2 separate regions of the Mus musculus genome follow, and region 1 is linked to region 2. The links are chromatin loops, found by intact Hi-C in ENCODE. Cell type or tissue: left cerebral cortex. All regions are shown on one strand. Links, peaks and the distances in the headings refer to the core of each region. The heading gives the core; the rest is flanking DNA. Region 1 has its middle 30 kb from the start of Cacng3. Region 2 overlaps Prkcb (protein kinase C, beta).

The links. Peaks named below come from ENCODE experiments on the same cell type or tissue, not always from the same donor. Only the 100,000 strongest peaks of a DNase experiment are listed, where the experiment ranks them.
Region 1: a loop joins it to region 2, with 2.0 times the contacts of the local background. A loop is called at or near these places in 2 of 42 quality-filtered maps.

The regions. Positions count from the first base shown.
Region 1 is chr7:122,635,487-122,647,791 of GRCm38, reverse strand. No RefSeq gene overlaps it. Among named protein-coding and RNA genes, the nearest start is that of Cacng3, 30 kb to the left of the region's middle. In left cerebral cortex, for the core only: no CTCF peak of the experiment used is centred there; DNase peaks (open chromatin) are centred at 3,912, 4,418 and 6,608; H3K27ac peaks cover 1,118 bases.
Region 2 is chr7:122,566,147-122,578,451 of GRCm38, reverse strand. It overlaps Prkcb (protein kinase C, beta), which reads right to left. Exons shown (of 17, transcript NM_008855.2): 10 at 10,145-10,318. Among named protein-coding and RNA genes, the nearest start is that of Cacng3, 99 kb to the left of the region's middle. In left cerebral cortex, for the core only: no CTCF peak of the experiment used is centred there; DNase peaks (open chromatin) are centred at 3,503, 3,814, 5,163, 5,628 and 2 more places; H3K27ac peaks cover 5,285 bases.

The DNA.
Region 1 (12,305 bases), core at 2,515-10,514, 69 kb before region 2:
ATGCAGCACAATGTCCTTAGATGCTAAGCAGGCACAGAAGTATGTTCTTAAACCTCACAGCCTCCAGAGCCAGGATCCAAATAAATTTCTCTACAAATTAACTGGTTTGGGATATTTTGTTATAGCAGTAGAAAACGGACCAAAGCATTGCCATTCGGTATTATCAACCACAGCATGTAATACATTAAATGATGCTGAAGTCTTAGCTTCGAGAGAGGGTGGATTCTACTCAGTGACTCTTAGAACCTGCCGTTGTGGTCTTCCCAGTTCCAACTTCTCTCTTCTTTAACTATGCTGCTCTCTGTTGGAAGAGCAATTGTAACATGCAATTCAAAGTGACTGCCTCTTTCTTCTACCCTACTCCATAGTAGGGTAGGACCCAAGTGTGGGAAGTCTGATGTTTATCTCTCTGCCCCGACCCTGACTGGACTAAGGTGATAAGGTGTCAGATGGGTGTTCAAGTCAGGGCAGCAGGACTCAGACTCAGAGCTTCCGTTGGCACTGTTGGAATAAGTTGTCCTTTCTTGGTACCGCTAAACTCTAGGAAGTGCCAGGGATTTGTGAAGAGAGTGAAGTATGGAAGAAGCTGAGTGAAGGAGGGGAACAGGCTTCTGATATTGCCCCTGGATCCATTTGTTCCTGGAACTAGATAATCTGAGGCTTTTTCGTTCCCTAAATTAGCAACCCCCACCTTGAGGAACATCATACCATTACCCAGGGATGAGAGAGGAGCGCCACGTTCCCATCTCGAGGTGTGTGAGGGCTGGAGGCTGTGGGGTATCTGAGAGACACTCACCCAGGGAGACACTATATGAAACCTTGACATCCCCCCCCCCCCCACGCGCTGCCTGGTCATGTGATTTGTTTGGACGCTTTCTGAAAGTTGACTCAGTAGTCTGAGTAGCTGTATCTGATCCTATTTCTTCAATTCTCCCTTAGCATAAGTTATTCTGAAAGTCCAGAAGGCAGAACCCCGGAACTTAAATTCTTTTCCAGTTCTGGGGCCTGACCTTAGGCCTTACACATGTTAAGGAGGTGTTTGTCGTGTAGCTACATCCCAACCTTTGCAGGGTCTCAGTTGCTTAGGCTACCCTTGAACTCAAGGTTGACCGTGAGCGTGCACTATCCTCCTGCCTCAGTCTCTTGGAAGCAGGAGTGACAGGCATGTGCTGTCAGGTTCAGTATCCTAGAACATGTTCACAGGAGACATAGATACGTAAACTTTAGGGTCTGATAGAGCTGCATTCTCACCTTGACTTGGTGATTGCCCACTGGGTGGCTTTATAGTTAAGCGACTTTGTACTTAATAGACTCATCCTTCAGATCTCTAAAGTGGGTTCAATAGTAACATTCACCTCTAACCTTTCCCTTTGCAGTTTTAGCTCCTGCTCCTGGGCATTGTTATAGTGTGCCTGAGCTAGGTTGTGAATGAAGTTATGAATGAAGTGTAAACTGGGAAGTGTGCTCAGAATCAGACCTTGACCTCTTAGTAGCAGTGTAAAAACGGACAAATAGTTCTTCCTCTTTGGAACTCAATTTCCATGTAAAATGAAGATGACAGAAATAGTGCCTCATCTTACAGACACTACATTAGTATTCATATTGTGTTTAAACAGTGAGTGATTGGGGCCAGCAAGATGGATCAGCAGGTAAAGGTGCTTGCCACCTAGCTTAAGGATTTGAGTTGGATCCCTGGAACCCACATGGTGGAAGGAGAAAATGGACTCCTACAGGTTGTCTTCTGACCTCCACACCTGTGCCCTGGCATGTGCATGACCCCTCCCCGCACGATAAATAAATAAATAAATAAATAAATAAATAAATAAATAAATATGTAATCAGAATTTAAGACATTGGATGGCACTAGCCACTATTCTTAGGCTCCACGGACTGTGGAGCCACTCCCATTTGATGGCAGCACTGACAGGCGTAGGCGGGACAGTTTTTGAATGAGCTTTGATAACAAGGGGCTCTGGCATGGTCCTGCTAACTTCAGCGTCCATCAGCAATGCACACCGTTTTGCATCTGCATTCAGATGACAGCTCAGCTAATACTGGGTGCGTTGAACATTGATTAACGCCTCTTAAAGGCAACAGTTTGCATACAAAGTCTGACTCCTCCATCTGCTGTTGTATCTCCATGAAGTTATTTAACCTCTTTGAGCTTCAGCTTCCTCAACTGCAAAATAGCAGAAGGAACAACGCCTGTCTTGCAGGCTGGAGTGAGGGTTAACTGCATCACTAGGGCAACGCCCTAAGAATAGAGCCCAATGCCCCAACCACTAAGTCATTTGGTTATAAATGATAATGCCCAATGAATATATTGTACAAATGGAATGCCCAGTGTGCCCTTAGAATCTCCTTAAAAGAGCTGAAAATACAGATGATCATCAATCTAGCTTGTCACTCTACGTTTCAAACCTGTAGCCCACCTGACAGATTCATCCAACAGACACAGTTCACTAAAGATTCAGAAATTAGAATTTACAGACTAGATTTCAAAAGTCAGGACAACCCATGAGGGTTGGGGGTGGACATTTTTTCCCCCAGCTTCTCTTGAGGAAGGGGAAGATGACATCACTGGGCTCTACCCTCTGCAGTCAGCGCTGGAAGGGATCATGCTTTAAATAGACAAGAACTTCCCAGGTCAAAAACTTGGGTTCCATTACTCTCACTTACTCAGTCAGAGGCTGCTTCACGTATGTATTATACCTGCTGGGCCAATTGGTTAAAATAATAGCTCTCTAACACACCAAATATCCAGCTCAACTTGGCTTCCACGAAAGTCCTAAAGGAGCAACTGCCGACCTTGCACAAGCGTGAGCAGACAGGGAGGGGCCGTAGGGTTCTCCGGGGTTATGTAGCTGGTGTGCGGTGGAGCTGGCATTCCAACATTCTGGAGTAGGCTTCCTAACCCTTTGTTCCTACCAGGGTCAAGTGTTCTATGGTTTGTATGCATGAATTGGAAATATAGTCCAGCAATCAGCTTTCAGTTCTCATTCCTGTGTTGCCCAAAGGGGGAGGCAATTAGTTGTGGATATCTAAGATGATTTTAAGTAACAGCTTCCTAAATTCCCCACTTCATTCAGCATTCCAAGACCTATCTCTAATTCACCAAGATCCCCGACCTGGAGAAGCCTCTTCTTGAAATGAGAGTCTCTTCCCACAGCAGAGCCTCCCGAACTCAGCTCCTGACTGGAGGACAGGGAGGTGGGGGGAGGGCAGGGTTCATGCCTAGACATTCCGATTGCCCTTAACAACTATAGCAGCGGGTCCCTTCCTATCAAATTATAAGATGTTGATTATGCTTCGCTTCCAGTCATGCTGAGAACCAAATCAAGGTGACACGTCCTTTTGTGTAACATACCACACATGTACATATATGTATATGTACACACATATGTGTATATGTACATGTGCATATACATGTGTGCTTATACTAGCTCTGTCACCTACCAACTACATGTGTGTGTTCCTTCCTAATGAAAATACACATTTCTGCATGCCTAAGAGATCCTTGTACGCTACCCTCCCCCTCCAAACCTTCATATTTTCTTGACTAAGGAGTTTGTTCCTCCATTTTCCAAACAGCTTGTCTGGCAAGATTTTTGTAGTTTCCCTTCCCAAAGTCTGTATCATAGAAACAAGACATCATATTTTCCTTTTCCGGTTATCAAATTATATGATAATATTTGAAGATGTTGTTTCAAAATACGATTCAGCCCCTATTCCAAACCCTGGGGAGTTGCTGATCGCCGAGTGATTGCCGTGGATTTGAAGTGAATGTCTTTAGCCAACTGGTTAGGTTTTGAGATGGTGCCTGACGGCTGCTCTCAAACGCTTAACATTTGAAAATAAACTCACAAAACACAGAAGAGGAGCAGATGGCAGGCGAGTTCTGTCCATCCTCTGTAGCTTTCCACCACTCGGCAGCATCAGACAAAAAGAGTTTGCACCAACCCCAGGTGGGTGTATAAGAGGAGGAGGCAAGCTGTCCCCAGGCTTTGAACTGTACAGAGCTGTCTCCGGCATCCCTAAGAGGGTGGCTCTCACAGACATGAGGGTCCTTGCTCCCACTGCAGCTCACAGTGGGCAAGGGACAGAAGCCTCCACCTCCCTCTGACTGAGAGTCCTTGCTAATTCCTTCCTGTCTAACTTCCTGTACCTTGGAAGGAGGTTTCACAGTCGACTGCACTTCTGCATAGTGTCCTTGTATCCACGTACTAAAGGGCTCAGTTTTGATATCTCAACTTGGTCCATTTAACAGCAGTTAGGTTAGATGCTAGTCAATGAGAATCCTGGTGTATTGGTGTTCCATGGATACTGTACCAAATGATTCCAAGCTGGGGAGTTTCAAAACAAAGAAAGGTGTTCTTCCACAGTACTGGAGGCCAGGAACATGAAATAAAGGAGCCAACAAGTTCTTGTTCTCTGAAGTCTGTACGGGAGCGCCCTCTCTGTCTCGCATGACTTCTGGCACTGTCACGTTCTTAGATTTGGGTCTCATCTCCCTCTGTTTTATTCTGTCACCTTATCCTCCTCCGTCTGTGCTCTTTCCCTTTGTTTCTCCTGAATAAGGATATTTGTGAGGACGTCAAGGGTGGGTCCACCTGACAGGCCAGAGTAATCCCTTCAGCTCAAGATCCTCAACTTAATTATTTCTATAAGACTATTTCCAAGGAAAGCAAGACCCCTCCCCAATTTATAGATTAGGGATTGATATCTGTTTATGAATTAGGGGAGTGTCCCTTCCTACCCGTGCTTCATAAAAGGTTGATCCCAGGAAGGCACCCTTAGGAGGTGGTAGGAGGACCTTTACGAGATGGAGATGGTGTGCGTTCCTTAGACTATTGATGACATTTAAGGAGGTTGGGGAACTCTTCTCCTTCATTTTCTCTGCTTTGTTTCCAAGCTCGTGGTGTGGGTGGCTTTGTTTTGTTACATGAACTCTGCCACTATCATCTTCAGAGGCTCAAAGTCATCCACCCCAGGACTGGAACTTTCAAAACCGTGAACCTTCTCACATGTTGGTTAATTAACTTAGATATTTTGTTATAACAACAGAACAGTGACTAATACAACACCCTTGCGCAGCCACCCAATCCACCAGACCAGCTTTTCCTCCCTGTTGCTGAAGCTTTAATCTATTTCAGCTTTTCTTCTTTTCCTGTCGTGGTGGTTTCTTCAGAGGAGCTAGAGACAGACCAGTCTGAATCCATCACCCTGTTCTCTGTTCCTTCTCTCTAAGGAAGCCAAAGGTCTTCCTTCCCTAACTCAGTGGCTCACCCATCCTCCTGCTCCTTCCTTCCACTTGTGTCAAAAACACAACAGCCAACGTTTCTACCTCTGGCAGCATCTGTCCCACAATCTCAACATAGATTGCAGCCTGCACTATCCCCTTCACTGTTTTAAATTCTGTCCAGCATATCAGCTTGCACAAGAGAGAATCCACATTTCCCTCACCCTCACAGCCACTGCTCTAGAAGTGAGGATTATGGCTGCATGGACACACTTCCCATCCCAATGATTTCCTTCTCACAGAATCTCAGCCCTTGTCGTCAAATGGCAATGAGAAAAAAATACTTCTAAGGTGTGAGAAGACAGATGAGATCTGGGAGTGTTTTCTTCTTGCTCTTGATTTAAATGGCAAGCTATCACCCCTCAACATGCTTTCAAACATCTCTGTCCATCCACTCCCTCCTTTGCTGGGCTGCATCCACTTGCTTGTAGAATCTCCTGATGATAAAGTTGGAATCAAGACCATAGGAACATCTTTAACTAAAGTTCCCTTTGGCTTTCTGTTGTTTAACTGAGGAAGTTGATGTTATGTGGTTTGTTTGTTTGTTTGTTTGTTTGTTTGTTTGTTTGCTATTGTTCTTGTGGTAGGAAAGGATTTGCATTTGTTACCTGATTGTTGCTGGGATAAAACATTAAGGGTTTATTTTGGCGTATGATTTCAGAGAGTTAGAGTCCATATGGCAGAGTAGAGTCATCATGTGGCAGGCACGGTGGCTGGGGCAGCAGTATTTATCTTGAAGAACAGGCACGAAGCAGAGAGGGCAAACCAGAAATGATGCAGGTCTTATAGTCCCAGACCCCACCTCCAGTACAATACACTGTCTGCCTTGTAAACCTCCCCATGCAGCATCTCCAAATGGGGACCAAGCATTCAAATGCCAGAGACTATAGTGGCATTATTGTTATTTAAATCACTATTTTGGGAACAGGGAGAGGGTCAAGGCATACCTCTGTTTTGAGAACAAAGGCTCATCGTCTTACAAACTTAAGGCAACACTGATGTATGGTCTGTTAATGAGGGGTTCAAAATTTCATGGACCAAAAATATTCTCCATTTGAGTTAATTATATCCAGTCAGCCATCTACAGCAACTCATCTACTCTTAGAGAAAGGCAAGGAGGTCTTTCCCCACCTCCTCTAATTTCACTTTAAGGAGAGGGCTGATTTGGTTGAAAAAGACTGGCTATTTACTGGACACAGCCAAGACACTATTTTCCTCTGCACCAAGCCACATTGTCTGGTAGAAATTTTCTGACAGTTTCCAACATGACTCGACGCCTCCCTTCTGCCTACTTAAATCCTCGGGTAAGTTCTCCGGAGTGCGTGCTGGTTCTTGTGATTTACTTGGAATGAACCGTGTTTAGAAAAACTGAAGTGGTGTTGTTCCTTTGATTAAACTCTGGGAGACAGAACTCTCCTTCTCTTTTCAATGGTGTTCTGGTTGCCTTTTTCCTTGACTTGTACTCTTTGAGCAAGTAAGCAGTTTGCTATGGTTTAGAAGTGTTCCCCAAATGTCCATATGTTGGGAATGTAATTCACAAGGCCATATGTTAGTAGAATTTGGTGATGGGACCTTTGAGAAGCAGTTAGGATTAGATGAAGTCATGTGGGTGGGGCCCTAATGTTATTAGTGGCTCTAGGACAAAAGGGACCCAAGCAAGCAAGCTTGCTCTTTCTTACCCCCTGATGCCCTCCACCTCGTCATGAGGTGGCTCTCCCAGGAGAAGGCCCTACCAGACAAAAAAATAGGAACTATAGTGTTCCTGGGCTTCCCAATATCCATAATTTTGAACTAAAACTGCTATTCTTCAAGAATTACTCAGCCTTTAGCATTTTGTTTTAGATGCAAAAAAGTGATTAAGGCACTGATTTTTGGGAAGCCTCCACTCAGTTCCTCTCAAGCAACTGAACCCTGATGACAGCTATGAGAGCAGTTAGAGAAGGGATCCTTCCCTAGTTGAACCTAGAGAAGACCCCAGCCAACATCTTGACTGTGGTTCAGAAAAAATTGAAGCAGAGTTTCAAGCTAAGCTCTCTGTAAGACCTGTGAGCCACTGAAAGTGAGCCAGTGGGTTAGTGGTTAGGTGACTGTGAACAGGCACAGATTACTACAACCCACATGATAATTAAAAGTTCTCTACACAGTCCAACTGACCTTAGGGGTTCTGATCACATATAGAAATGAAGTGCCAGATCTTCAATATGGACACATTTCATTTATTGATGTTTCATTATTAACGTTTATTTCCCTCCTTGTCTGTGTAAGTAGAAGTCACTGGTTGGAACAAAACTGTCTATCTTTACATCTCTTGTTCAAGTATCATTTGAATTTCACCCTGACACGTGGTCTCATTTGAGTATGCTATGGTGGTTTGAATAATGAATGACTTCATAGGCTCATGTGTTTAAATGCCTGGTCTCAGTTAGTGGAAGAGTTTGGGAAGGACTAGGAGGTATGGCCTTGTTAGAGGATCCTTGGGATGGGCTTTGAGGTTTCAAAAAACAAAGCCAAGCCCAGTGTTTCTTGCTCTCTACCTGTGGATCAGGATGTAAAGCTCTCAGCTACTGCTCTAGCACCATGCCTGTCTGCTTCCCTCCGTGATGACAATGGAGTAGCCTGAAACTGTAAGCAGTCTCTTAATTGCAATCTCTCTAAATGCTTCTTTTATTAAAGTTCCCTTGCTCATGATGTTTTTTTTTTTCCCCACAGCAGCTAAGACACAGGCCAAAATGTCAGGAAAGTCAGCATTCATGGTACAAAACTCTGCAGAGGAAAGTGTGTTTCATTCCCTGGACAAGAACTAGAACTCAAACCTGGATTGTTTCTTGAAATGGGGATTAACTTTTCGAGCAAGCATCAATTCCTAGGGGGTAGTCCTAACACTCTCAGTAAAATTTCACATGGGCCATGACATTCATCCACCAAACCCCACAAGAGCATAGGATCTCAGATACTAGCTTTGGGATGTTAGAGGCAGATATTGGAGGTGGCATCAGATTAAGTTTTTTAATGTGATTCCCTTCTCTCTTGCTTTCCTTTTCTTCTCCTTCCATCAGTGCCCTGGCTTGGATATGATGCTGGAGAAAGAAAAGTATGGCAGATGTAAATCTGAGGATCTAAAAGTTTACCATTGTTGGTTTGAAGAGCTTGAACAAGCAGCTTTCCAGTGGGCTCAGGTTATCCAGCCCACAAACCTAAATTCTGGTACTGTTTGTTGTTAAGATTAGAGTCTGACCATGGGGAAGCCCAGGATATCCCTGGAAATTTCTTTCCTGTTTGTTCTATGTTTTTTATATTCTCTGTGTTCATAAATAATTCCGCTGAGGGACAGTATGGTAGATTCAAAATTGGGCCATAAATTTTCCCTATCCTTATATTCATTTGCTTTTGCAAAATCTCCTGTCCCAGGGTGAAGTCTGTTTCCTCTTCCCTTGAACTGGTATATGGGAAAGAAGGAGAGACTTGAAGAGAACACTTGGGCCTCTCTCTCTTGCCTGCTCTTTAGAGTCATTAAATCCACTCTATGAAGCAGTCTATGCCAGACTTCTGGACTAACAGAGAGTAAGGATGCAAAACAAAAACTGACCACCCACTGACCTTCTGGTCTGTCAATCACTGTTATGTGGATAAGGTCATCTAGAGTTGTTACCGGTTGACGTTTCAGGTGCCTGATATGCAGAGACAAGTCTGCCTGAGATAACCTAAAGTGCCCAGACCACAGTAACCTCCATTGTGAACCAAAGAAACAGTCAGTTTAAAAAAGAATCAACTGAATTTTGGGCTGGAGAGATGGCTCGGTGGTTAAGAGCACTTGTTGCTCTTGCAGAGGGCTTGGTTTTTACCCAGAATTCACATGGTGGCTCAAAATCATCTGCAGCTCCACTTTCCAAGGATCCAGTGACCTCTTTTGACATCCAAGGGCATCGAGCATGCATGTGGTGTACATATGTACAAGCAGGCGAAACACATAAAACAAATCTTCAAAAAGAAGATAGTACCTGAGTTTTGAGGTGCTAGATTACTGATGCAGAGTTATATTATGTGTGTTTTTCTGTGAGCTTATCTTGGTACGGTTTGTATTCCTGAAGATAAAGGGATATGATTCCTCAGAGGGTAGGATTCAAACCCCTGCCTTAACCACTGAACTTAACTATGAAATAACTGATAAGTCCATAGACCAATGCAAAGCCGAGTGGGTCTTCCCAGTGTTGGCTTGCCTCTCATGTATCTCTGGCCCCAAACATCTTGAAGGAAATCCAAATTTCCCACATGTAAAGAATATACTTTTGTGGTTTGTGTACATCTCCATTTGTTCCTAAAGCCAGGCTCCAAATCTTATTCAGAGATCCCATTCTGCATCCACGTGCTCTGGTGGCTCTTTGCTTCTAGCTGCAGTGGTGTGGCTCACATCTGTGCTGCAAGCAGCCTCTGAGATGGTCCTCAAACACTCTACCTCCTGGCTGTCTCACCATGCTTAACCCCCCCCCCCCCGCCCCCTTGAATCTAGGCTGAACTTGCTGAATGGTATCTGAACAACAGCAATGTAAGGAGTCACTTTTCATGTAAGGATGCAAAGTCTGTGGTCTCCAACTTGGACATTCCCATTTGATCACTGACCCCAGAAACCACTGTGTATGCCCATGCTCTATGGGAATCTCATGAGAAATTGATGCTGTTGGCAAAATTATGGGGAAGGCAAGAAGTAAAACCTGGTCCTTTTGTTGAATGTCATATGAGATTACAATCTTGCCCAACAGTTTGCCTAAAACCCAGTAAGACTGTCAACTAACTAAGCCCTACCAATATTCAAAGTCCACAAAAAAAATGGAGAGGGAATATTCACTGCAATAAAGTTTAGAGGTAGCTTGTAAAATGGCACTAGCTAAGTAACACAACTTGGGCCTGGGCAATTGAAGCTCCTGCCTTCCCTATTCACCCAGACACATTTCTAGGTCCACAAAGTGTACATGGGACCAGGCTAAGCCAATCAGGGTAAGCCGCATACTTTCTTGTTATAGGAAACTAACATACAGTCATGTATTTTATGTGTGTGTGTGAGAGAGAGTGCACACATGTATGCCACAGCATGTGTGTGGATGTCAGAGGACAACTTTAAGGAGTCAGTTCTCTCCTTCTACCATGTAGGTTCATAGGATTAAGAACAGGTCACCAGGTCACCAGGATTGAGAGCTAGCACCTTTACTTACTTAGAAGATCCCTGCCCAGGGACCAGCCTTTTATAGGTGTCTTCTCTCGCTTTCATGAGACATAATTCTAATAAATGAGAGTCGGAGACTTCTGCAGCCATTTTGCTCTTGTGAGTAGAGAGTCTGAGACTATACTGTTGGGCTCTGTGACCCTATTCCCAGGACTGTGCCTGGATCAGCACAGTTGCCGAGTGTTCTCTAAATGGAAGGGTCAGTCTATAGCAGATAGGGAAAGTTGGAGACACTGACAGGTAATGGTAACCAGCTCTCTCATGCAATCTTAAAAATGGGACATATTGCATAGAAACCTATGGATTTTTACTTTCATGTATGCTGCGAAGAACCAGTTTCTCAACTTTGAAGTTGGCTTCAGCCAGTTTTCACTGGCAGGGTTTCCAGACTTTGCCAAAGATGAGCTCACTGGTAGATCAATGGATTCACTGTATCTGCCCATTTGCTCCACTTGAGGGGCTCCTCCAAGAGAGGGGATAGATAAACCAGAGACAGGGTGTGCTTGGTGTGTGACACGTTTACTCTTTTCTGCTACTTACCAGCCTTAGCAGCTACAGAGGCACGCGTTGCAGACTGCACGTTTCCACAAGAGAGCAGAAGCATGGCCCACTCAGGGATGGATGCGGCGGGCTAACGGATCATTCAGTATTGTCCCGCCCTACACTGAGAGAGGGACTCCTTGTCTCACCGGCATCATTCAGAAGGCATCATACCTATTTCATTGTAAGAGTTAATTTGATCCTTCTGCCGTGTAAGTCATGGGAATCGGGGTTCAATCCTTACTTTTGACAGCACGCAGTTTTACCCGCTGATCTATCTCAGCACCTTCTCACTTTTAAAGACAAGGTTCCAAGTAGTTCAAGTTGGCCTCAAACTTGCTCTGTAGCCAAGGAGAGGATGACCTTGAGCTCCTAATCCTCCTCTGCCTTCAGAATTCTGGGATCACAGGCGTGTACCACCGTGCCTAATGTAGGCAGTTCTGGGGATCAAATCCAGGGTCTCATGCATCAAGCATTCTACCAACCTAACCACCCAAACCCAAGAATGTAGCCATTTCTTAGTTTGAATTATTTCCAAGAGGCCAGTCTGCTACCATGCTACCGTCACAGGCTGTGGCCATGCTTTGTAGTGGGTGTGTGAAGGCACCCAGAGGTCCGCCAGCCATGCAGCCCACCCACAGCAGGAACCACTATAATGTGCAAGGATGTGGTGGAGAGATGGGAGAGAAAGAGAAGTGGAGTAGCTTGAGCATTATGATGGGAGATGGAACTGGAGACGTGCGGGCCTGAGAGGAGTAGTCTGTTGTGAGTAGCCAGCCCTGCTACCTGAGGCCATGGTGAAGTCCCAGCCCATGCTGTCCTTGAGGGTCATGTCTGTGTCTGTGGCCATGCAGCAGCAGATATCTGTGTCAATGTCCATGGTTCCCATTACCACTAAAGACCATGTGGCTGGTCTGGGCTACTGTCAGGGACCATATTAATGTGCAAGGGCTGTGCAGAGCTGTCCCCACTCCTCACTGGCTGTGGCACTCTGGAGAACTAGCCTCCACCTCTCACTAGCAGCAGCACTCAAGAGAACAGCCCTTCCCGCACCTGGGCAGCCCAGTAGACCTGGCCTTGGTGGCGGGAGTATGGGTGAGCACAGGGGAGCTGACTCCACCACTCATCTGCTATGAGGTGCTGAAGGAGGGGTTTTGGGGGGGGGTGGATGGGGAATGAGAAGGGTTGGAGGATGGCCTACAGGGGAGAGGTCTTCCCCCACCTCATCCCTGCTATCTGTAGCAGGCA
Region 2 (12,305 bases), core at 1,832-9,831:
ATACTGCCTAAGAGAATTCTGGCCATAGAACAAATGTTTAATCCATCATTTAAAGAAAAAAAAATTCCTTCCAGTGCATAGGCATTTATATTACTTTATATAAAAGGTAACATGTGTGGTCAAGTGTGAATTTTGATAGTTGTAACACAGACAATGATGACACGAAGCCACCATCACCAAACACTTGATGTTTACCTGAGTTAAGGGACCTGGCGAAGCATCGCTCAGCTGCTAAGTGGCAGAGCCAGGATTTGAACCGAGAAGGATCAGTTCTAGGGTCAACACTTGCAGCCTCTCACTATGCTGCCCCCAGTGAGTACAAGCAGCGGGGAAAAGTTCTGGGAAGGATATATGGATGCATTCTTCCTCCCATCGAAGCCTCTAGCCCATCAGTGCTCTGTTCCCTGCATCCAGCTGGAGCTGCAGGTTTACAGTAAGCAGCGCAAGTCAACCAATTATATATATATATATATATATATATATATATTCGTTCTTTCTCAAATCAATACTACTTCCTCTTTCTAACAACCTAATGAGAGGCAGAGAGGGAAATGGGGTGGTGGAATATGAAGTTAGCACAAAGGTTGCACCAAAGATGGTGGCACAAAGCAGACAGTACACCAGAACCCAACGACACTCAGCCCCTGGTTCTTGGTGGTGGTGGTGGGGGGGTGATAGAAAACAAGCCCAAAATAGCATCTGTCTTTGCTGCACACTGAAGAGAACCAAAACACTCGCTTTTAAAAATTATTTTTAAAACAGCAGATGGCATTGGCCACAGAGGGAGAAGTAAGGAGAGATTTTACTTGCTTCATTTCTGGCTGGATTAGCTTAACTTGCTAATCTCCCTCTCCCCAGACCCGACAGTCAGAATCCCAGTACCATGACGGCCCCATTCAGGCTGAAGCTATATGGTCTGTTTCCACTGCTAACTACGTGGGAGAACCTTGACACCAGCCATCTCTGAACCCTACCTGACAAGCTTTGGCTGGCCAGTGTCTTGGTTATGAAAAGCTATGACTGGTATCTTGCTGTCCTTTAGCCTCTGGACACCTAATGATGCCAACGCTGTGTCAGATGCCTCTCCACTGTCAGCCAAGCTGCCGGGAGGGACCCACAGTGCCAGTGTGAGGCACCGCCAGACACCTTTCCAAATGGCACTGTTTCTCAAAGAAGGGTAGCAGATAGTCCTAGGTAATCATAGGTGTACACGTCTAACTTCTTATAATTTGTGTTTGTGGAGCTTGGAAATACAGTCAAATATAGGAAGCTTCTTACATCATGGGTGTTATTGCTGAAGAGGAAGACTAAGGCACACGGAGTCATACGAGATAGGAAGCCATGGGTGAGACCAGCTCATGTCTGAAGATGATGAAGAAGAGGGAGCTTTAGCCCGTCTCTTCCCCCCTCCCCCACCCCCGGGTGAATTCAAGCTCTCCAGTAAGCTTTACTCCTCTCTTAAAATACACTCAGGGTAGAGTGGTATCGGGGGGCATCCTCTCCTCTGAGGAGAAGGGGAGGGAGAAGGGGCCAGGGATTTGCAAGGACAGGACTGGGGGAAGGGAGACAGGGCATTGTGATTGGGATGTAAAGTGAAAAATGAATTATGGAAAGAAATATTGTTAAACGTAAGCAGCTTTTCAAAGATCTATCCTTCCTCACCTTAAAAAAAATAGTCTTAGAAATTCAGTTTATGGGGTTTTTGTCATTGCTGTCATTTGGTTGGCTATCCGGCTTGCTTTTTGTTTATTCGTTTAGTTGGTTGGTTTTTGTCCTTTGTTTTTTTCTGACTATGGTGAGACAGGCCTGTAATGAAGCACGTGAGCAGCTGAGGCAGAAAGACCATAAGACCATCTCGTACTATATAGCAAGACTAAAATAAGTACATAAGTTGAAATTCACTTTAAAAACTGAAACGTAATTGCTTAAATATGTTAAATCTTCATAACTGGAAAGGCACTGTCCTTGTAAAAACTATAAACTCAGTCTGGACTCTGCTATTTACATTCTATATCCAATTTGACTTTGGTGCATCAATATTTTAAAGAATTTATTTTATATATCAAAAACAAACACCATTTGTCCATGTCACAAAGTTCATATCCTGCAGTAGCCAGGAATGACAAAGTTTGGAAAGTCCAACTGGGGGCCAACCAGAGCCAACCTTGAGTAGAGGCAAACTTGAGAGCTTCCTCTGAACATATGTTTGTGTGTGTGTGTGTGTGTGTGTGTGTGTGTGTGTCTGTGTGTGTGTGTGTGTATGCATGCATATGTGCGTGTATGTGTGTATGTATGTGTGTACGTGTGTATTAGTCATTACAGAGGCCAAAATAAAGAGTAAGATACAGAACTTTTCCCTAGAGCATCTAAAATCTTGGTTAAAATATACATATAACTAATTCAAACCATGCTCAAAATAAATGCAATAGAAGAAATGGCATTAAGAGAGCCAGGAGCAAACCCTGGGACCTCAGTTAACTATAGGATCTCCTCCACAGCCCTGGAATTTGACCTTGTTCCCCATTCTCCTTACAAAACCATTGCCTCAGACGTTCTTTGTTCTCAAACCTGTGGTATTCGATGAGGTTTTGCCTGATGGGCTCCCCCATATAAGAATCATAGAAGTATTTACTGAGGATCACCTTCAAAATGGGTGTACCCCTCCCCCTCTAGTCACGGCCCAGGGGCTCTCTCTGGACTGACACGTGTTGCCTCCAATTTCTATCCTCCCCTCTCTCCTGAGCTCCAGCCGGCTCCAGCTGGCTCCAGCCAACTCCAGGACGTTCCTAAGTGGGCGTTCCACTGTCATCTCCAATTAAAAGCACAGAGAGGCAAACTCACCAACTCTCTCTTCAAACTAGCCAGTCTGCTCAGCCTTAAAATGCCTCTTCAAAAGTGCTGCTGCCGTGGCCTGTAAGCTGAAAGGGGCTCCTGTGCATTTTCAATTCTTTTCTTCTTCTCCCCCCGCCCCAAATTCCCTCAGTAAATTCAAAAAGCTAAAAAACAAAACAAAACAAAACAAAACTCATGTATACATGTCATGTATAATAGTTGTGCAGAATTTTCTAAATTTGGAATGCGAGTCCAGGGTGTGGTCATATAAAATGATAAGTGCACTGCCTACGCACAGTTCATCTGAGCAGAGCACATGGAGACAGAGAACGCAAAAAGAGGCAATCCTCCCCCAGCGTAGCTGAAATAGAGTGGGGCATGATGCCTGTGTGGTGGTGGTGGGATGTCTGCCATTTTCTCTGAGATTATGGTATATGTGTGTGGTGTATGGACACATGTGTCCAGGTACATGGGCCCATGCATGTGTGCTGAGTCTAGAGGATGATGTTGAATGGCCTGCTTTATCACCCTGCCTCATTTCTTTGCGTTAGGGTCTCTCACTGCCCTGAGGCTGGCAGCCTATCAAGCTCCAGAGATCCTCCTGTTTCCTCCCTCACAGCAGGAGGGTTTACGGGTATATGAGAGCTGGGTTCTGAACTCAGTTCCCTGTGCACATGAAGTAAGCACTGTCATCCATTGGACCGTCTCCCTGGGTCCCTTGCCACTTTTAATGAGACCTTGGTGAGGGGATACCAACCACGTGGGCCGCTCTCGTACAGTGTTCTAAGATGAATTGTGTTATGTTGTCTCTGTAGCAATTTTTAATGATTTTTTTCAAGGCTTGTCCGTGAATTCAGTGTGTCTGTAAGTTGATCCCTTTATCACACACAGCCATCTGCTTCTCTCCAGAGAAGCCGTGAAGTACTGTGAATAAGAGCTCTGGCTTTGGCATCAGCCAGCCCTGGTTCACACCCTAGTTACACGGGATACTTGCTCTGGGACCTCGGGGTTGGTTGTTCGCACCCACTGTCTTCCTAAACGGAGTAGAGTCCTAGCAGCTTCGCCTCCATATGGGGTGCTCTCACATCAGACAGCCATGCCAAGTCTGTGTGCATTCACAGAGCTTCATAGGGGTGAATGTGTGGTCAAGGAGATGTGTGCACACTGAACTCTTCTTTCTCTCATTCTACAGCATGATAATCCCAATCCAACACAAGGACCTCGTGCTTTTTCTGTTCTGGCTTCCTATCTCCCTTTGGTGCAGACACAAAGGTTCTCAAGGGCTGGAAGAACCTTTCTTCTTCTGTGGACTTAAAGGATCTTTAATTATCAAATGAATATGCCAATGCTGCCATCAGAAGAATACAAGAGACTAGAAAGAACCCAACTATCACTATCCCAACCTGCCCTAACACTTAGATTCAGTTGGCATTTCTGGTTCCTTCCCTACCCAAGATCCTCTAATCATTAGTGCCCAGCAGCCCTGATACCTGCCAAGTTCCCAGGAACCCCTTGGGTACTACATCTCTTTTTTATGAGGCACTTCAGACTGCATCTGTATCGGAATCTCCATGGATTCTACTGGCATCCCCCAGTTAACAGAAGCACCAATTATGCCCTCCCAGTAGACACAACACTTTTTTATAAGGTTCCCACTGAGTTAGTGTTACCTAATAAACACTTGGTCGGGCCAGGAAGGAACACCTGACATAACGGAATCAATCAGATCCCCTCTCCTGCGATTATGAATTGGAACTCAGGAAATTTGCTGGATATGGATTAGAGAAGCCACACCGGCCAAAAGCAGTGACAAACAGAGAAACAATAAGAAAGAAGATAAAATCTGCCTTAAATTCACAAATCCTAGTTCCTTCCAAGGTCAAGCACACACATGCCTTTGTTTCTCCCATAAAGACTTCCTTAGTGTTGGTTGCTTTTTTCTGTTTATGCATGAGGTAGTTTAGTGTGGGAGAGAAGTATCCTACTTCTTACAACCCTGACATCTCTGACCAAGACTCTTCCGAGAACCTTCTTCAGCATTGCCCTAAGGTCCAAGCACCTCCTTGGGCATTACTACAAAAACCAGATGTGGCCTGAGTCACCATGGCCCCTTGGACGCTCTGGAGCCTCAATGGGCATGACGCCAATAGGTGGAAACCATCCCTGTCCCCATCTCTGCCCTCTTTTGTATTCTGGGTGGATGTTTCTCCCAGCATGCCTTGCAGCTGAGTTATTGCTGGGCCATGGCAGCAAATTTGGGGAGGAAGTAACTTCTGTCCTTCAATGACTCATGAAATCTAATTCTATTTAAGAAAAAAAAAAGAGGTGCATATGTTCAATTGAAAAGAAAACAGTTAAAATAGATGTTTTGCTGAAGAAACTTAACTGCCTGTGCCCACTGGCAGTTGGGAAATTACATGAATGTGCCTGGCTGACAATTGTCCCTGAGAAAAACTGCAAAAAGATGGGAGGAAATGAAATTATTGTGTGCCTGTGCAGCAAGGGGCCCCAGCCCAGCTCCAATCATGGAACAAACTTCTACTCGGTGTTTGTTAGATTCGTTCTACTGTCCCTTTTAATTCCCATGTAATGGGCTCCTTTTACAAGATGATAAAACCCATATTCACAGCTGTTAGTGACTTTCTAGGAGTCCTATGGCCGGTAATCATAGGTCCATATCCATCTCCCTGGGGAATGCATGCTTTGGCCTGTGTGTCTCTGGAACAACTCACCAGAAGTCCATTTGCCTGAAACGGGCTCATCCAATGAGCAACTAACTCTCTAAAACTTAACTCTCTTCCAAAAGCTTTTGCATCTATTTTGCCATCTTGTGGTCAATTTTTTTAAAAATCTAAGAGGCTGAGCAGATGGCTCATATGTTGTTACCTATGAGTGCCCCGACATTTGCTGTGTAAGCACGAGGGCCCAAGTTCAAATCCCCAGCACCCGTGTAAAAACTTGAGGTGTTTGGGTACATGCACCTGTAATCTCAGTTCTGGGAAGTGCAGAAGATATATTGCAATCACTGGAGCATTCTGGCCCTTGTCTAAAGGTAACAAGGGACAGAGAAGGTCACATAATGTCCTCCTCTGGACTGTGTATGTGGCTGCATGCACATGTGTGTCTATAACACACACCCCAATTTTAATTGCCTTGGTAGAGACACTTCTGAAATATTGGAAACTCAAGAAGACAGTTATCTATACATCCTTCCCTGACTCTAATCAATGTCTTGATTTGGCCATGCCAGCCTTCTCTGTGTACATGTGTAGGCTGAACACATTTAGAATACATCAAACAAAATTTAATATTCTAGATTTCCACTAACAGGGAAAATGGCACACATACTTTTGAAAGCTTTGAAAATACAGTATAAGGATACTTCTGACAGAGTTTTGTTTTTCTAAACAACTTTTAAAATAATGAGCTTTGGGACCAGAGAGCGGTGGAACATGCCTTTAGTCCCAGCACTCGGGAGACAGAGACAGGTGGATCCCTGTGAGTTTAAGGCCAGCCTGGTCTACAGAGAGCTGGTCCCAGGACAATCAGAGCTACACAAAGAAACCCTGTTTCAACAAACCAAAACCAAGCCAAAACAAAACAAAAGCGTTGTGTCATTTCAAGAATGGCAGAAACCATCAAGGATATTATTGGATGAATTTTACTTTCATATGTTTTGACTACTTTATAGATTAAAAAAATCTATCAAGGAGCTTATATTTTCAAAATTCTACATCTCTAGTGCATGCATGCACACACACACACATACACACACACCTATCAAGTTTGCAGTATGCTATAATAGCTTTGTTGTTCCTTTAAAGAGAGCTGATTCATAAAGGAATTCTGGGTCACAAAATACAACATGACAATCCGCTCAGGCTAAACTGGCCCTCTGGCTGTTCCTTAGACACAGGGAGCGTGTTCCTGCCTGGGGCCTTCACACGGACTCTTCCTGCTCCCTACTACTGCTTTGCCCCCAGGTAGCCCTGCCTGTTCTGGTTTCTGCTCAAATGTCAACCTTACCACCAAGGCTTTCCTTGATGATCCCATCAAAACAAGTCATCTCACAATACCAGTCTCCCCGATGCCAGCCCCTCTGCTTTTGTTGCTGTGCCCTTTTTCCAGTCTCCCTGGTAGAGTGGGAATCCCAAGTGAACAGGGCACTTGATCTCTTGTTCCCTATGCATCCCACATGCTGACACTACAGGGTCTTTTGATCTCCACAGATGCCCCCTCCCAACTCTTGGTTTATATACACATATACAAACAGCCATGCACACATGCACAGAGTTTTAAAAATCAGTCTGAATGTGATGGCACATGCTTTTAATCTCAGTGCTCAGGAGGTAGAGGCAGAAGGATATCTTTAAGTTGAGTCCAGCCTGGTCTGCATAGGCAGTTCCAGGACAGATAAGACTATGTAGGAGAAGACCCTGTCTCAAGAAAAATGAAATATAAAAAATTATAAAGAAAAATCATAATGAAAAATACATAAGTTCTTGTGTTTTATGCAATGAAATGATGCCCAGAGTACAGGTGAGGTGGCTGGGTGTCTACTTGAACCCAGGTAAGGTGGCTAGGTGCCTGCTCCCCTCTCAAACGGCCTCACCAGGCCTTTTCTCTTAGAGTAAGTGCATCTCTTCAAGCCTCCCACCCATCACCCCACCCCCAACACAAAACACAGCTCCTGAACATGAACTAACCACTCCGTATTACTGCCAACCACTGAGAAAATTGCCTGTTGCACTCCTCTACTTTCTGCAGTGGGAAACTGTCTGGAAAGAGTCACAGATCCTCTCCCCATGCAGGACAAGAGTCCACCAACTCTTGAGGTTCTTAGCGTTCCTGGCATGGGACAACTCCTGGAGGAAAATCCAGCACTTGTGACTCCTGCCATGTGCATGCTGCTCCTGGAATCCATCGTGCCAGACAAATGAAGCTCAGACGGGGGAGGCCACTTGCCATCAAAGGAATAATCTCAAATCCACTCCACATGGCTATTCTCAAAGCAGTTCATTACTGATAAAGATGCTATCCTTTAATGAACATTAGTCATAAATGGCTCACTCTTCTCCATTTTGACACACACAGCTAAAATTGCAAACTGCTGTTCCAAGTTCGCCACTGGCCTGTTTACCAGACAGTCATGAGCTGCTACTCTTGAGTGAGTTTGGGAACCAGCCATGGAAAGGAGGAAGGGGGAGTCTCAAAGGTTACATCCTAACTCTGTTAACATGTGGACCCCTTCTGAACTGAATTCCCCAGGTAATGTTAAAGATACTTGGCTTCCTTTGTTGCTGGCCTTTGCCTGTGCCCATGCAATATAAACGGTCATTTACTTAAAATTTTCTTTACAGCCATTCTCCCTTCCCCTTAAAGGTTTACTTTAAAAGCCAAGCTTTAGTCCCCCTCAGAGCACAACTGTGAACTAATTCACTATCCAGAAGCGTAAACAAAGGGAAGAATTGGAGTATCGATTCTGTCCTTTCCTGTATGAGCCAGATCATCGGGAAGCAAGCAAGGAGAATGCTTCGTAAAAAGCATCCCAGCTAGCAAATGCAAAACAGATATTCCCATCTTAAATCTCCAGTGAGCTAATTGACTTAGTGCTGAGAGCATCAGTCTGGGCCAGCATCACCAAGATCCTTATGCATTTCCTGAAAGAATACACCCGGAATCTAGGGGCAACTGCCGTCTTGCTAACTGATAGATGCTGAGTCTGACCAAGCCTCTAGACCTAGCTGTCAATTTCTAGAAAATGCAAGGGAGAGAGAAGCAGGTAGAGATGCTGTGAGAGTGTGGTAAGCAGAGCCCAGGCTGAAAACACTACAGACCAAACAGCCCGGAATGCCCAGCAGATCCAAGAACAGATAAAAGAAAGTGACGAAATGGCTTTGATGCAGACTACAACAGCATCCAATCCATCTCATGTAGAGGGTGAGATATAAAGTCAGATTGTGCAGATTGAAAGGCAAAGGGTCTAGAAGAACCCTACAGAGTCCATTCTTGGAAGCCATGGCCATTGGCCTTAGAACTATGTCTTAAGGGATGAACTCCTTTTTTTTAGAGTTAAAACACATTTTATTTATTTATTATCTATGTATCGATGTATCGATGTATCGATGTATCTATCTATCTATCTATCTATCTATCTATCTATCTATCTATCTATCTTGTGTGTGGTTGTGTGTGTGTTGTGTGTGTGAGTGTGTGTGTGGTATGTGCATGCATGTGTAGTGTGTGTGTACATGTGCATGAGTGTGTGTACATGTATGTGCATGTATGTGTGTGAATATGTGTGTTTATGTTTGGTGTGTGTGTATATGTGTGGTGTGTGTGTGAGTGTATGTGTGAGGTATGTGCAAGCATGTGTGTGTGTGTGTGTGTGTCATGTGGTGTGCATGTGTGCATGTAGGTATGGTGTGTGTGTGTGTGTGTGTGTGTGTGTGTGCGCACGTGTGCACATGATAATGCATATATGGCTTTAGGAGGACATCTTGTGGGAACCTGTCTTCTCCTTCACAGCTTGAGCCTGGGCACTGAACTCAGGTTGTCAGTCTCGGATCAAGCTTCTACACCTGCTGAGACTCCGTTATGGCTCCTGGGTTGCATGATAATAGGAATGAACCTTTCCTTAATTTGCACTTGTGCTGGGGTTCTTCTCCTGGGAATGGAGGTCAACATCTGACAGGAACGGGGACTGGTCAGAAGGCACTGAAGTGACATCTTAACTCTTGCAGGGGCAGCAGCAGAGAGTGCATGAATGTTCCCTCTCATTCTGGCTGTCGGGTCGCATTCTGAAACCACTAGCCCTTCCCTACAACCCTTTGCCCAGCCTCAGATGCTTTCTCAGAGCAGTGCTCTCAAGAAATCCTCCTCGGGGAAGGCCCCTAGCAAAGGCCTCAGGCAACCTGCAGAGATGTCTGCATGCTCCTCCAAAGGGCTAGGAGGGCTGACTGCTCCTATCCGGACTATAAAAATTAAAAAAAAAAAAAAGAAAGAAAGAAAGAAAGAAAGGAAGGAAGGAAGGAAGGAAGGAAGGAAGGAAGGAAGATTTGCTGAGACCCTGTCCCTAAGTCACCCCTTAATGCTTGCAAAGACTTGGATTGTCTGAGTATAAAACGATTTGCCTGAGTTGGGACAGGATCTACCCCAGGGGACTGTGTACAGTGGCAAGACTTCTGTGAGCCCAGCATCCTTTAGTTTCCACAAGGCAGACAGCCCAGGTGTCTCCTCAGGATGGCAACTGTTACTGGCCCAAACCCGTGGCAACCCTGGAAGTGGCTACCCAGAGTGCTGGACCCGTTACCATGGTCTGGAAGCAGGAATGGAGCTGAGTCAGGAACGGGGGCTTCCCAGGCAGGGCCAGCACCCGCTTCTCCACCATGGTGCACTCCACATCGTCATCTTGGATCACCACGTCCTTCTTCAGGATCTTCACGGCATAGAGTTCATCTGTACCCTTCCGCTCTGAGAGCATGACCTGGGAAAGACAGCAAGCACATCAGCTCAGTTAGAAGAGGCCTAGAGGACAGCCCTGGGTACCTGGAGTCCATGCAAACCACTCCCAGCTTTGGATAGACATGCTGTGTTAACCCAGAGACAAGAAGTAACACTTCGCAACCACCTCAGACTTTGAATAGTTAAGTCCTATCAATAGAAGACGGTCCTAGGAAAGATGAGGCTGTGTTGAACTCTTTGGCACATCCATCAATAGCAACGGCAGCCCACATGGCTAGAATGATGATCACCCCCATGGAATCAAATTTCACTGTCTTAACTTGAAATCTTCCCAAGGATCAGACGTGTGGTTAATAATCAGTAAAGATTAACAACACAGGAATGGATGCAGGTTTGGTAACACTGAGTTCGAGACACTCTCTCCTTTATTGCTTCAGCATGTCCTGCTCGGTAAGAGCCTGCTGGGAATGCAGCAAGAATCAAGCAGCCATGCTCCCTGACCCTGAACTTCGGGAGGAAAAGTGAGCAGACAACTAACTATAGGACTAGTCAATGCACGGCTTTAACAGCCTCACCTGCTGTCCTGGGTCGTCTTCCTACAAGCTGTGGCCATAAGCCGGGTCAGCAAACCAGATGGCTTATGGACACAGTGTTATTTTCATTAGGGTAGTACTATCTTCGCTCTTGACCCGGTCAGAAGAACTGTGCCTTGTACGTGCTATTTTCAAGGAGGCTCTTGGGAAGCATAGGCCTGGATCAGATTCTAAGGAGACCTAGTCCTTCTGGGAAGGCTTCCCTGAAGACAGAGGGATCTGACTGGCATATTTGCTAAAGATACTATGTTATCTGTTTTTGTAAGCAACACTTCTCAGCACCATATTTTTGAGTGCTTGTCAATGTATCGAGCAACTATTGGTTTTTCCTTTGTTATTTCTTACTTACTTTGCATACGATTCTAGGAAGTAGACACTGCCGTGCATCTAGCTTGCCCAAGTACAACTCGGAGCAAGGGCAGGATTTTAATTCAGGTTTACATGATTAAATAAAGTTCCTGTCATCATCACCATCACCATGTGTATTGTGTGCAGGTACTGGAGTGCCATGGCATATGTGTGGAGGTCAGACAACTCTCATTGCAGTGAGCCTTTTCTCCTCCTCTGTCTCCCACAGAGCTGCCCCTCTCAGTGTCCCACTGACTCGGCCCTCAGAATAGCCTCTGGCTTAGGTGGCAATCCAGCTACAGAGTCAGGATGTGTCTTTAGTGCACCCTCTACCCTCTCCATCCTCTCTCTACGTGGTACCCAAGTTCCTTAGCCTTTGCCAAGGTAGGGGCAATGACCAAAGGGAACCAATGTCCTGAGGCAGAGAATAAGATGGAGGTGGGGTTTTCTGCTCTCTGATTGCCAAGAAAGCTGGAGAGAAGAACACAGGGAACAGCAAGGTGATCCTGATTGGGTGCAAGGGAGCAGAAGGACCAGAGACGGGAGGAGAACCTGCTAAAAGAGAGGCCAAAATGTCCCATCACACCCAGATGAAGCTTCATTCACAGTCCAGGGCCCCCCTGTTTGTCATCAGTGGAGAAACCAGAAGTGACAGCATCCAGGACTAGGGGACAGCGACACCACCGAGCCACCTCTCCTGTTCTCGTGTGCCTCTCCCACATATTTTTTTCTTAATACCTAAACTGACACTTGCTAACTGTTTTTAAGAATCTAGTCACTGCCAGGCACATCCCAGACACTTAGTTAATGCTTCCACGGGAGACAAAGATAGCGAAAGTCAAAATGCAAATCATTAGCCATAGAACTAGCAATGGCCAGGGCCACATTTCCCCCGTGTTCCTGAAGTGGAAATAAATCTCTTATTAATTGCATTGAGCATGTCCTGGAGCTTCCAGAAACTTTAATACCAGTGCGGAGGGAGGGTGTGGGTTGTTTGCCCAGCTGTCCCTGCGTCTCCAGGGTGAGGATTCCACCCAGATTGGAAGGATGTGTTGAAGTAACGTTCTT